Regions from separate parts of the Homo sapiens genome. Here region 1 is linked to region 2. Evidence: chromatin contacts called from ENCODE POLR2A ChIA-PET data. All regions are on one chromosome and are shown on one strand. Each heading gives the region's core, a stretch centred on a gene start or an enhancer-like site at or near the end of the contact. The rest is flanking DNA. Distances are from core to core; before and after follow the strand shown. Region 1 overlaps LINC02821 (long intergenic non-protein coding RNA 2821). Region 2 has its middle 140 kb from the start of MYRFL.

What was found. ChIA-PET counts read pairs that join two places held with the same protein, here RNA polymerase II (POLR2A).
Region 1: POLR2A ChIA-PET joins it to region 2 with 11 read pairs in RWPE1. The contact joins two enhancer-like sites. POLR2A ChIA-PET finds 5 or more read pairs at or near these places in 2 of 52 experiments (RWPE1 and activated T-cell).

What each region holds. Positions count from the first base shown.
Region 1 is chr12:70,189,212-70,196,266 of GRCh38, forward strand. The region is part of intron 2 of LINC02821 (long intergenic non-protein coding RNA 2821); the gene reads left to right. Among named protein-coding and RNA genes, the nearest start is that of LINC02821, 12 kb to the left of the region's middle. Within about 2 kb of position 1,625, at least 2 of the 41 ENCODE cell types and tissues checked have a DNase peak (open chromatin) inside an H3K27ac peak, as active enhancers do.
Region 2 is chr12:69,965,405-69,972,417 of GRCh38, forward strand. No RefSeq gene overlaps it. Among named protein-coding and RNA genes, the nearest start is that of MYRFL, 140 kb to the left of the region's middle. RefSeq lists a silencer at 1,471-1,671. Within about 2 kb of position 1,272, at least 6 of the 41 ENCODE cell types and tissues checked have a DNase peak (open chromatin) inside an H3K27ac peak, as active enhancers do.

The DNA.
Region 1 (7,055 bases), core at 375-2,874, 220 kb after region 2:
TAACCTTCTATATTTTGTGGTAGGTTTTTATTTTTTCTTATTTTTTATTTTAGCAGCAGTATATAACTGATAAAAGGCTATCTGGTCTACAGTAAACACTCCTGTATTCCTGATCACACATACTTTGGGAGGGCAGAGAACTCTCCTTCATTTTGCTGCTCATGTTGTTTGTCAACCCATCTCAAAGATTTCCTAAGTAGAGTCAAACAGCAACCCAATAAAGTTAAACATATACTTAACTTATTGACCCATAAATGCCACTCCTAGCACAAGAGAAGTTGAAGACATGTTCACATAAAGACCTATTTACAAATGCTTAAAATAGCTTTATTCATAATTACCAGAAACTGGGAGGAATCAAAAAATTCATCAACTGGTGAATGGATAAACAAATTGTCATTCATCCATGAAATTACTGATGCATGCAACAACATGGATGAGTCTCAAAAGCAATATGTTAATTGAAAGAAGGAAGATACAAAAAGCTACATATTATTATATAATTTCGTTCATATGACATTCTGAAAAAGACAAAACTAAATGGGCAAAATTCAAACCAGTGTTGGTTAGCATCTGGGAGTATGAGAAGGGTATTAACTTCAAAGTGGCACCAGATAACTTTTTTGTGTAATGATGTGGTATTTTTTACATGACTGCGTACATTTGTCAAAACTCATACCTAACTTAAAAGGTTAATTTTACTGTGTGTATATTATACCTCAATAAACCTGACTTAATAAATAAAATCCACTAATGCCCTTCAACCATGGTTAACACATATCAAGCTATATAAGTAGTCTTATGGAAACCCCTGTCACCGGAATTGAGTGCCAGCTTACCCAATCCATTTGGGTGGTGAAGGTTGGTAATTACAGTATAGCATAGCTCTCTCTAAATTAATCATCCTCAAAAATCTCTTCAACCTTCCAAAAAGCCAAACATTTCGTGCTTTTTTTTTTTTTTTTTTCAGAGACAGGGTCTCACTCTGTTGCCCAGGCTGGAGTGCAGTGTGGTGCAATCGTAGTTCACTACAGTGGACTACAGGCACACACGAGCATGCCCAGCTAACTTTATTGTTTTCCAAATTCTTTTTACAGGCAAGTCTCACTACTGCTCAATCTGGTGTCTAACTCCTAGCCTCAAGTGATCTTCCCACCTTGGCCTCCCAAAATGCTGGGATTATAGGCATGAGCCACTGCTCCTGGCCTTTTTATGCACTTAATAAGGATGAGTCATCTAACATATTTTTGACTGTTTCCTTTGAAAATTTGCATCTGGATTATCATATCCTCTGGAATGTGCCCTCTGTTGTATCTTGGTGTCTCAATTGAAATTTGTGGTATTTATATACATTATAAAGTAATGCTACATAGAGAAACATGATTATTTTTATGTCAGTTTCTAGGAAATAATTATCTACCCACATATTTACCATTTGAAAAGCTCTTCATTCTTTCTTAAATATCTGAATTTCCATCTGTTACCATTTTCCTTCTGCCTGAAGAACTTCCTTTTGTATTTTTTGCAGTGTAGGTCTGCTAGCAATAAACTCTCTTGGTCTTCTTTTGTCTTTACTTTTCATTCTTTTCTCTTAGAAACTCATAGTGAGCATATAACATTACTACTATCCAGGCATGTTGCTATTCAGGTTTTATGAGGTTTCTGTGAGTAAGTGACTGTTTCAGCAATGGGTAAAAACACAGTCTAAACTGAACAAAACAAAACAAAACAAAATGCACACTTTTAAAATGTATTTTGATGTTCATCAAAGGTTTAGGGGGAAAGGAATCCTGCTCTAGCATAACAGACTAAAAAAGTCTTCTAAATCTGAGATAAGACCACATTTCTGAGAACAAAAGCTAACTTCCTCACTGATTTAAAATTATGTTTTGTATTCTCTAATTCTGGAGCAAGTTATCAATAAGATGTGTCTTTTAGGATGATTTGCAGGACTTTAGGAGTAATTATTAATGAGCTTTTGCTGTTTACAAGTGTGTGTGTGAAGGTGTGTGTTTGTATATATAAACCAAATTTAATGCACAATAATTTTTGAGTAGGTAAATGATTGTCAACTATTTTATTTTACCTCTTTACAAAAATTAAAAATTTTCTCTAATGGGATGAGTTTTACAATAATATTTAAAAATCAAGAAACCTCAAATCTAAAAAATAAGGAGATTGAGGCTCCTTGTTTATACAGTGATTACCATTTTATAGATAAGAACACTGAGGCTTACAGATTTTATGTAACTTGCTTAAGTCACAAATCTAGTAAGTGTTAGAGGTAAGAATCAAATCTAGGTTTATCATATGACTAAGCAAGTGTTCTTCATCTTTACCCCCTCTGATTTCCTATCTTCTTTGACCTTACATGTTAGCAGTAAAAAACAAACAAACAAACATATATTGGTACATATGTTCTACTAGAGTAACATTTTGTGAATATATTATGCACATTGTAAAACATGCAAAAATGGAAACTATAAGGGGATAAGAAAACAGAAATAGAAATAGAAGCACAAGTAGTTTTTTCACATACCCCACGGATCATCTAATACATGCCCTAGGTACTGAGTGTCCACTCTAGAGAATGTTGCTTAGATTCTCTGAAAATTATTTGATTTTTAAAATGAAAATATTATTCACAGCTTTTGCCAAATTTAGATGTACTATGTTTGAACTTGTGATTTCCTAGGCAAGTATATTCCAATCTAATTTAGCAGGGAGACATAGTATAGAGTGAGAATAGCAGCTGGAAGAGATTGCTACAGAGAGCAGAGGGAGGTAGAATAGAGATGGAAGAACATTTGTAGACATTCAAACGTAAGCAATCTGTGTTTGTGTACAAAATCAGGCTAATTAACAATTTAAAACAGAACAGGTTAGAGTCCTTTTTATAACATAAATACACATTAGGAATATATATATATATAGTTTCTATAACATAAATAAATGATATTATATATGTATATACAATTATATGAAAGATAGAAAGTTGGTCACATTATGCCCAATAGCAGCCATTATTTAAAATTGAAAATATGTTTAGAAATAACACAGGCATAGGAATGTTACCCCCAAAAAATCAACTAACACTGAATCTATAATTATACTATTATGTTAAACCACATCTTTAAACATAGAAAGTCCATCAAGATTGTTTCACAATCATCTGCCTAGATTTCTTGGTCATTTATGCCATCTGATTTTCATAAGATGACACAGATAAAACTCATATATTTGAAGAATGCAAACTCATAAAATTGTTATGTATCTGAATAAATTTTGTTTTTGTTTCTTCTTCTATTAACATTAGGTTGTTATTCTTTTTTTTTTTTTAGTATTTATTGATCATTCTTGGGTGTTTCTCAGAGAGGGGGATGTGGCAGGGACATAGGATAATAGTGGAGAGAAGGTCAGCAGATAAACACGTGAACAAAGGTCTCTGGTTTAACATTATGTTGTTATTCTTTGACTCCCAATTATATTTTTCTTCATCCTTTTTGGATTATTTATCTTTTGGGAATGATACAAGGGAGAGGAGACGGAAGAAACGGCACCTCTAATATCTCAGGATCTTGAAATTTTATATAGCCTTCAACTTAGACTTTTCTTTTACTCAGACTGATCCTTAAACTCTAAGTTAACACATTTTAGGGTTTCTTTTCAAATTGAAACCAGAAAATTCAGACCCAAGGACTTGACATCTCTGTGTAGGAGAGAGAGGTTCTCACAAAACGGTACAGTATACATCTATAATTCATGGGAATTTCCTAAGGAATTCCTAAGAAATACCAGCTAAATTTCCTAAGAAATACCAGCAAATATAATCATAATCATCTATCCCATTAACTAAAATCTCAGCCTACAGTGCCTAAACCCAGATATTTCATGACAAAGGATAATATACAGACTATCTTTCCTCCAAGCCTCAAATTTCCTGTTCTTATTATGTATCTTTCTTCTTACAATGATTGTTTTAAAGAACCATCTTTGAAGTCCTTTGAGATGCAACTTATCATTTCTGCTCTAGATTTTCAAATATTAATAGAAAATACTGTTTCTTTGGCATTATCTGAAAGAAGCCAGTCTATGGAAAAAGTAATTGTGACCATTGTTTTATTCTTTTAATTTATCTCTTGTGTTAAAGAAACAGGCCATGCATTGACCATGCACAGAACATAACAATGAACATTGTTTTGATCATGAAAACTAGGCATTGAAAACCACCTTGATTTCATTAAGCTTAAACTTAATTGTACCCTTTGCAAGGATTCCAGGCAAACATGCCTTCTGCAATGCTATATTTGGAGTGGGCATATGCACCAGATATATTGCTTCTGCTTTTTCCAAGGCTGTAATAACTACATGACAAGTTATATTTTTTAATACCTAAATTACTCCTGAGAAGAAAACTCTGTGCCAAAAAAACTAACAGCTTTAATTCTTCATATCAATGACATATAAAGTTATTAAATTACTATTAATTGACAGGCATTTAGCACATTGCATGGTTTTATTTTTTGAAGTTTGTTCTGTGTTTCTTCATACTTCCTCACATTCATATAATATTAAACCTGCACCACAAACACCAACATATGCCATTTAAAACATAAGTGAACTAGATACATCATTAATCTTATTATTCAGATTAGATGTAATGCAGCATATACTTATTTACTCATTTTTATTTACACTCCAAGTCCTTTCACAAAGAATTTAGACAGCCACATAAAAATTGTAGCATCTACAATATAAAAACTGAGAGCCAACAGTTTTTGTATTTTGGCAGATACTAAGTAATCTTAGTTAATTGTGGTAGACACAAACAGTGGTAGATACTAAGTAAAGCTACATTTTGCCATGGGTGATTGTATTTTAAAACTTTACCACATTGCTTTTAAAAAGCAATTTCTACTAAATAATAGAATCCTAGTGGGTATCTGAATCACCAATATAAATGGGGTTAATACATGCATGATGATATGGCTTAGCAAAATTTAGTTGCTAACACATTGTTAGCTGCTTACAGGGTTTATTTTAATAGCAGCTGGAAATATTAATGATGTTAAAAAGCAGTCATGAGGCCAAGCTGAGGCAGCTTAAAAGATTTGGCTCTCTCCACTTCATGCATAATTTTCATTAACCCTTAATGTTACCAAAGTAACCTACAATCTTAGTAAAAACATTTCCTATGTAAATCTTGCCTTAGCACCTTCTTTCAGATTGCCTCCATAAGCCCTTCCTATATAGAAACTTTGGAGCCACCACTAGGATTCTGCAAAATCAGAGGTTCAAATATGTCAGCCTCAGTTCAAATCTCTATTTACTCCCAAATCTCTCTGCTTTCAAAGAGTAACTAAAAGAAGAAAAGCACTTTGAAGTTAAAGAAAAAATAAAATTCTGGTAATTGAATTGTTGTGGGAGTGGAGAATGCATATTAAAATATTTGCTATAGACCAATATAAAGTCTAAGTAGAGAGAGGCATGAACTTAGTATAGATCCAAAAATCATTACTGATATAGGTCTAATATTGTGTTGGTGGTGTCTTTTTCAACAGCAACCTGTGTTTATGGTTTGAGTTGACTCAAGGTTTTGAAGTTGTTATGTACGTAAATACTTCTGTTGGAATTCCCTAACTTCTGTCCTTGGTCCATACTTCTTTTCATTCTATTCACTCTTCCTGGGTAATTTTTAATATTGTCATAATTGTAACTACATCCATATCCTGTTAACTACCAAAATCTGGGCATTTAATAGAAACTTCACACACATATGCAATCACTTCCTAGAATCTCCACTACGTATCCCATACATGTCTTCAATCTCGACCTGTCCAAAACTAAACTCCTGTTATCTTCTCTAAACCTATTCCTCCTCTTATAATTATTCCTTTGTTGGCACCCCATCCATCTGATCATCTGTGTTAGAAACTTTTAATCTTTTCTACCCCTTACCTCCCTATATCAATCAATCACCAAGTTCGGTCAATCTAACCTCCTAAATATTTTTAAATTCTTTTTGCTTCCCTGGGCTACATTGGCAGAAGAATTGTCTTGGGCCACACATAAAATACACTAACACTAACAATAGCTGATGACCTTTAAAAAATCGCAAAAAAATTATCTTAATGTTTTAAGAAATTTTAGAGTTTGTGTTGGGCCACATTCAAAGCCATCCTGGGCCACATTCAGTCCATGGGCCATGGATTGGACAAGCTTTATTTAAACTCTTAATGATTCCCTAAAGATTTGTGCACTACTTCCCAAAGTAATTCTCAGAACTCTGGCCCCAAAAGATTATCTCTGATAAGTGTTTAAGTGTTTCATGGTCAGAAACTGTATAGTATATTCCTGTTTTGGAGATTCACAATATGCATTAGCATATTTAAATTTTCAAGAGACTCTACATTAAAGAAGTCTTGTTGGTATGTTTTCCAAGCTTTTTCCCACAGAATTTTCCTGCTAGGAATAAATGATTCCATCAAGTATCTGCTAAGGAAAGCTCTTTAACATGTCATATGAAGCCTTCCATGATCTGGCTCTGCTGGATTCTTCAGCCATCATTCCCCTGACTCCACATGTCCCACTCTATTCTTTACTCCCACTGAAGCACTTTCTCAGCATTTGGCCCTAGCTGAAGCTGCTGCTTCCCCCTTCTATCATTCTTCAATACTTGTTTCAAAAGTCACTTCCTGCAGAAAACTTTTTCTAACCCTTCCTATATGTTTCCATAGCCTTCTCCATGCTTGCCTCTTTTATTATTACACTTACCACATTTTTACTGAAAGTAACTATTTAATGAATCTTTCTCTCCCCCTACCAAACCTCTTGAAGGAAGTGGTTATGTTTCTTTCGTCTTTGTACTTCCAGCATAAGCACATGCTATGGCCTGAATGTTTGTGATCCTCCCAGATTCATGTGTTGAAACTTAATCTCCAATGCAATGGTATTAAGAAGTGGGCCTCTGGGAGGGGTGATAGGTCGTGAGGGCTCTGTCTTTATAAATGGGATTAGTGCCCATATAAGAGGCTTGAGGAAACCTGTCTGCCCCT
Region 2 (7,013 bases), core at 22-2,521:
TTGTTCTCTTGCCCAAGCTCATTTAAAACACTTCTAAATGACTTCCCATAGAAACTAGAAAAATCGAATGGCTTATCATTTGTCTGTTAGAGGATTCCAGAACCATGATAGTCAACTACAGCTTATTATTCATTATTTATATTTATATTGCTGCATTTAATTCTGTTCAGCACAACTGCATAAGTATCTAAATTACTTTCAGGTTAATTGTAGAGCATTTAATGAATGTTTCATATCATATCTAAACATTGAATGCAATATGTCAGCAATTAGGCTGCTGTAGTATTTGCCCTGATGTGAGCTGTAAGATCGTAGGCCTGTCATCGTATTCAGTTACCGAGAAATCTTTCCTTTTAAGTGTGGACACGCTTGGTTTTCAGGAGAAGTATCAGGAATTATCTACAGTAGAGAAGCTACTCAAAGTTATGTAAAAAGAAAAAGGCTCTTAGTCACTTCTTGGAGGTAAAAAACAAAAACCAAACAACCTCCCCCACCCGCCACCACACAGACACACAAAAAAAACTTCAGCCTAGATGAACCTGCACATATTCCTTCTGCCTCTGAGCTCTGTAATATGGTTTATTCATTTTCACTCACTCACTCACTCACTCACTCATTAGCTCACTTAACAAACATTTATGGAGGACTTTCGGTGTGCAGATTTTATACAAGGTGCTAGGATACAACAGAAGCGTGGCATCATTGCTGACCTTTTTGAGGCATCATGGACTAGCCAGGCAGCCACACAGTCAGCCATCACACAATACCAAACTGGAGTTGTGGCATTGACATTGTGCTGGGAGAGAACAGGAAAGGGGTCATAAATTCTGCCTTTCAGGTAAGTGAGAAAGAGGAAGCAGGAAAGGGAAGACAAGCAGGAAGAGGCATCTGAGCTATCTAGGTCTAAAAGGATGAGAAGGGTTTTGGGGTTTTTGTTAAACAGAAATAGAGAAAGGTAGATGTTGCATATGAATCAGTTTTTTATAAGAAAGAGTATGATTTTAAGTGCACCAGGAACTGCAAAGTAATTCCTACCCTCTCCCATCTTAAGCCAGCTCTTCTGTTAGTTTTACTAACAGGAGAGGCACTCTTATTTCTGAAAGACACCACTTCCTTTCCTCAGCTCCAAAAGCCAGCCATCTGTCCCAGGAGATTCAAGGAAACTGTGGGAAAAGCAAAACATGTTGGATGGAGCATGGGATGACTCAGTGAGCTGGCGATGAGACTGTGGGTGGGGAGGCTGAGCCTGAGGACAATGACTGATTCATCCCCAGGTACTGCTGTCTCTCTGTGCTACCATAGAGATAAAATTTGTGTAGTGAGCAAGGGCCACAAGTCTTTTGGTCACTCCACCCATTTATAAATAAAAAGTTTTCCTTCCTAAAGAAAGTTTACTTCTATTTTTAAGTCTCAGGTGTTCATGGTGGGAAGAGCTGGGAGAATCTAAGTTCTCCCTGCATGCCTTTCCCCTTCTTTTGGTAGCAGCACCCTGATTTTTCCTTTAGTGAACTCTCATGCCGTAGTGCTCAGTCTCTATGAATCAGGTGAGGCTGATACCATCCCATCGCTCCAGAGAAGAACACATGACTCAGGCTTTGGCAAAGACAACATTTCATTCCCTTGGCTACAGTGATTGCTTTAGGGGTAAGCATATGACCCAGGTTAGGCCAGTCACACTCATCCTTGGGTGTCTGACTGAAACCATAAGCAAAGAGGTACTCTCTGTGGACGTTATTAAGCTGGCAAGAATAAGCCTGGAGCTTCTGAGAACCACCTTGCCATCATGGTGGGCAGCCTGCCAGAGAATGAAGCCAACACAAATGAAAATAGAAGATATGATATGAGAAGGGCAGGTCTTTAACCAGATAAGAAATTTACATTTAAATTCCCATGAAAGTCCCCCATGGACTTAGCAGTTAGGTGGACTGCACATTTCCATTTCTCTTTAGTTAGGCTGAATTTGGATTTTGCCACATTGCCAAAAGAGTTCTGATGAATACTGGCTCTTATGAAGACTCTTTCAACACTTTGCAAGCAGGATGCCCAACTGGCTGATTCCAAATGCTGATACCTTATTTATGAGGTTGTTGGTTATCATTCAGGGTTTGGAAGGTGGCTCTCCTCCATTCCCTAATGGCTTCCCTCCATTTACCTCTCCTCCATTCCCTAATGGCCGCTAAGTCCTAAGTGGATATCAAAGACATCTTGTATTTGTATAGTGCTTTCATTTTACAGTTCTACAATTATTTCTCTCTCCTATTTTATTTTTATTTTTGGCAAGGAACAAAAACTCAAAGTAACTAACAAACAGTGGGTTTATAATATAAGAATGTAGAAGAATTGCACACCAAATGTAGGACGTGTAGCTGAGCTTCATGAGAACTAAGAGAGTCACTAGAGGCTAATCTCACCATCTCTCTCCTTAGAAGTCCACATGACATCTGCCTGCTTCTCTCTACAAGCCTGCCTCATTCTTCTTTCTTCAGACCACCTGTTCTGCTTGCTCATTTGCTTGCAACCATCATGGCCACCCTAAAATGTAGTCTTGGACCCCAAGTCTCCATTAACTTCCAGCTTGGTTCTCCAGGGCTAAATGACTCAGTATCTCAAGTTTTAAATTCCTATGAAAGAGAATCTGACTGGTTTAACCTTGCTCAGCTATCCATGTGGGGTTTAAGCAGCTGTGGCCAGGGAAATGTAGTCGGTAAGGCTACCTCTTTCAGGCTAGGGTTGGTGGTGGTGGATAGATTTTGTAAGTAGGGAAGAAAATTATAAGCATTTTCAGTAAAGACAGTGTATCTCATTTGGTCCTCATATTTCTGAGAGGCAGAAATTATTATTATTCCTATTTTACATAAGATTTAGGATAAGCGGCTTGTTTGAGGCTATACAACTAGGAGGTGACAACTGTAGGATTTTAAACTCAAGACTTTTCACTTCAGATCGCAAGTGGTTTCCTCAGCACTATTCTGTCAATGCGAAATTACATGGTCTCACTTTCTTGAGCATCACAAACATATCCAGTCTTGATTTTTAAGGATTTGTTTTAACAGCACTAACTTATGGTTTTAAATCAAACATAGCAGTGATCCAGAAAGAAAAGGATGAAGAAGAAAATCTGAACCATAGGTCTTGGATGAAGCCCTGTTATCCATTAATGAAGAAGTGAGCAAGAGTGAAAATCCTGTTGGGAAAATTTCAAAGGAAAAAGTAGTTGGTTAATGGAGGGCCTGTGCTTGGGGCATGTGTGTGGCTCACTGCTGCTGCAGGGGTTTCAGCGGTAGTTAAGACAGCTGGAGATTCAATTCCTAATTGAAAGGTTTGAGCAGTAAATTCTGCCAATTGAATGATGGATCTCATCATGAAGTATTCTGTCTGGGTCTTCTGTAAATATGGATAGCTGAATCTCAGATTTATAGTTCATGCTGCCACAAACTCAGACTTTCCTACTCTGTTCCTTACTTCCCATCTTTCACTAGACTTAGAGTAGACAGAGGAAAGCAAATGTTTGTTAATACCATTACAAAGTTACATAATTTTTATAATTTTAATTCATACGAATTGTGGAACTCGTCTCTAATGTGACCTACTCTGGAGGACTCATCCCTTTCCCCCATCCCACCACTCTCAAATCCCACCTTAAATAGTTCTGATGTCCCTGAGGGTCCATTCTTAGTTGTGATGTGACAGTTGCCATTCTCCTTTTCTCTTTTGTGGCTCCTTGGGGAATTATCTTTGGTCACTACCATTACCAAACTTAGTGGCTCACACATCAACACTTACCGAAGATGTCACAAAACAGGTGCTGCTGTTACTGCCATCAGTGTCTGTGCCTTGGCAGCTTTAGCCAAACCAGTGTTGAGGGCTCTCACTGCCACTGGAGGGCTGGGTCTGTGTCAGGCCTCCACCTCAAGGTGGGCTGTGCTAAGCCAGTTCTTTGTTGGCAGCCTCCTCTTCCTAGGATTCAGCCTAAATTGACTTAATGCCGCTTGACGTGGAAGTTGGGCCCTACTGTGTTAAAAATATCTCCCACCCAGAAGCTGCTTTTGTCCTAGAGCCAAGCTACTGGCCTCTACTTGCTTCTCCTGGGATAAGCGTTTTGGTTTTTCATGTACAAAGATCCTGGGAACTCACCTCATTTTCAGACATGCTTGAATCATAGTTGAATATAGATTTTAGAACAAAATATAAACAAATACATGTGAATATATGGGACACTTTCTGACAGGTTTTCCAAAGTTATCAAATAGTGTTTTATATAATCCCACCTCTGAGGTAGGGTAAAACTAATTCGTATTGGAAAAGCAATGGATCCCAGGACACATATGCTCTACTTTAGCTCCTGTGTTTCTGGGCTTGGAATCCTGGTGATCAGGGTCGTCCCAGGTAATGCTATGTCTTACACCCAGAGACTTTGTGCTCAGCAGCTAGACTTTCAAGGAGAGAGTGCTACTGTCCTTTTATAGACTCACTTTTTTTTCTTTTGTGACAAGAGCCAAACCAACCAACCAGATAAAAAACTTAAAATACCACTATTCTTGAGGAGCACACAAACCCAACTGGAATACTCCGCAGGTGAGACACTCTCCAGCTGAAAGATTTTTCTCTCCCCTGACACATTTCTGCTCAGAACAGATCTCTGACCTTTGAAGTTTTAGACCAATCTGTGTGCTAATAATTCATTAATGGGTTTTAGTTTTTCATTCACATCTTAGTCACAGACTTTCTGGAACAGATTGTTTCTTAAATCAAATTTAGGACATCTACTTAAAGTACTTTTGAAATGCAAAGATTTTTTTTTGTAAATAGTGATTTCCAAGTGGAATCATTTTGTTTCTATTATGACACTGACAGGTTATTAAAATCTATACGTTTAGATGTTAGATGGGTAATTTTTGATCAGGGGAATGGAAAGTGGAGAAAATAACTGGTGAAAAGAAGGAACAATAATTGTGTGTGTGTGTGTGTGTCTGTGTGTGTCTGCGTGTGTGTGTGTGTATTGTGTCCATGCATGTAAAATGAAGTTGAGCTAGCCAAAAGTCAAGGAGTTCTTACATTCTATCTATCCAATCCCTAGTGTCTTAACAGGTTCATAATTGTATTAAAAGGACGTTTTGGCAGTTAGGAAGCTGAGACTGTTCAAGTCTGTGTAAAGGGTATTTGTGAAGCACCTGTGATGTGTCTGTCATAGGAAACAGGGATGTAATCAAATATAAATTTATAATAAGGCATCCTCTTACTCTGAGTTGCTACTTTTAACTGTTGATCCCAGGCACTCTTAGCCGGAAAGATTAAAATTCACCTCAACTCCACTTTGGCTGCTGATGTGGTTTGGGTGTCCCTGCCCAAATCTCATGTCGAATTATAATTCCCAGTGTTGGAGGTGGGGCCTGGTGGGAGGTGATTGAATCATAGGAGTGGTGCTTCATGAATGGTTCAGCACCATCCCCTTGGTACCGTACTAGTGACAGAGTTCTCATGAGATCTGGTTATTTAAAAGTGTGTGGCACCACCCCCTCCCTTCCTCCTGCTCTGGCCATGTAAGATGCCTGTCCCCATTTGCCTGCTGCCATGATTGGATGCTTCCTGAGGCCTTCCCAGAAGCAGAGGCCACTATGCTTCTTGTACAGCCTGCAAAATTGTGAGCCCATTAAACCTCTTTTCTTTATAAATTTCCCAGTGTTAAGTACTTCTTTACAGCAATGCAAGAATGGACTAATATAGCTGTTAATTACATTCAGTCTCAAATTTAACAATCTTTCCCGGGGTTGAGACAGTTTTGTATATGTAGATGTGTTAATCGTTCATTCTCATGCTGCTATAAGGACATACCCGAGACTGGGTAATTTATAAAGGAAAGAGGTTCAATTGACTCACAGTTGCGCATGGCTGGGGAGGCCTCAGGAAACTTACAATCATGGCAGAAGGGGAAGCCAAGATGTCCTTTTTCACAAGGTGGCAAGAGAGAGAAGTGCGGAGCAAAGGGGGAAAAGCCCTTTATAAAAACTATCAGATCTCATAAGAACTCACGCACTATCCCGAGAACAGCATGAGGGTAACCACCCCCATGATTCAATTAGCCCCCACCAGTCCCTCTCACCACCCGTGGGGATTATGGAAACTGCAATTCATGATGAGACACAGCCATACCATATCAGTAGGCTTGCATTTTATTGGTTGTCTTCCCTTGAAAACAATAAGGGATTTTATTAGGCAATGACTTTCTCAAGTGGTCCATTCCTGAGCAAAGGGAACTGCTCTCCAGGAATAACCCACTTGGCCACATGATGGGCATCTGCTCCCCAAAACCTAGGGAGCTCATCAGGACCCAGGGAAGGAGGATTATGGAAAACTCTGAGAGGGGCCCATTTCTTTCTTTTCTTTTCTTTTCTTTTTTTTTTTTGAGACGGAGTCCCACTCTGTTGCCCAGGCTGGAGTGCAGTGGTGCGATCTCGGCTCACTGCAAGCTCCACCTCCCGGGTTCACACCATTCTCTTACCTCAGCCTCCCACGTAGCTGGGACTACAGGTGCCCACCACCTTGCCCAGCTAATTTTTTGTATTTTTAGTAGAGACGGGGTTTCACCGTGTTAGCCAGGATGGTCTCGATCTCCTGACCTCGTGATCCACCCGCCTCGGCCTCCCAAAGTGCTGGGGGCCCATTTCTTTAAATTTGGCCATGATGTATTTCCTTGGCAGAATATGAAAAAAGTCCAAAATTTCAACACACTACATTTGTTTGGTTCTTTAGAATAGGGCTTCTCAAACGTTAATGTGCACACAATCACCTGGTGATCTTGTGGAAATGCAGACTCTATTTCAGTGGGTCTGGGGTGGGGCCTGAGAACGTGCCTTTCCAACAAAGTCCTGGATGCTGTTGATGCTGCTGGCATGAGACACACCCTGAGGAGCAAGACTTTCAAGTTTGGCAAGTGTTTTCCTATGTCATCTCACTCAGTCCTCATGACAAGCCTGTGAGGTACCTGACACATCCCCACTTCCAGCAGTAGAGGC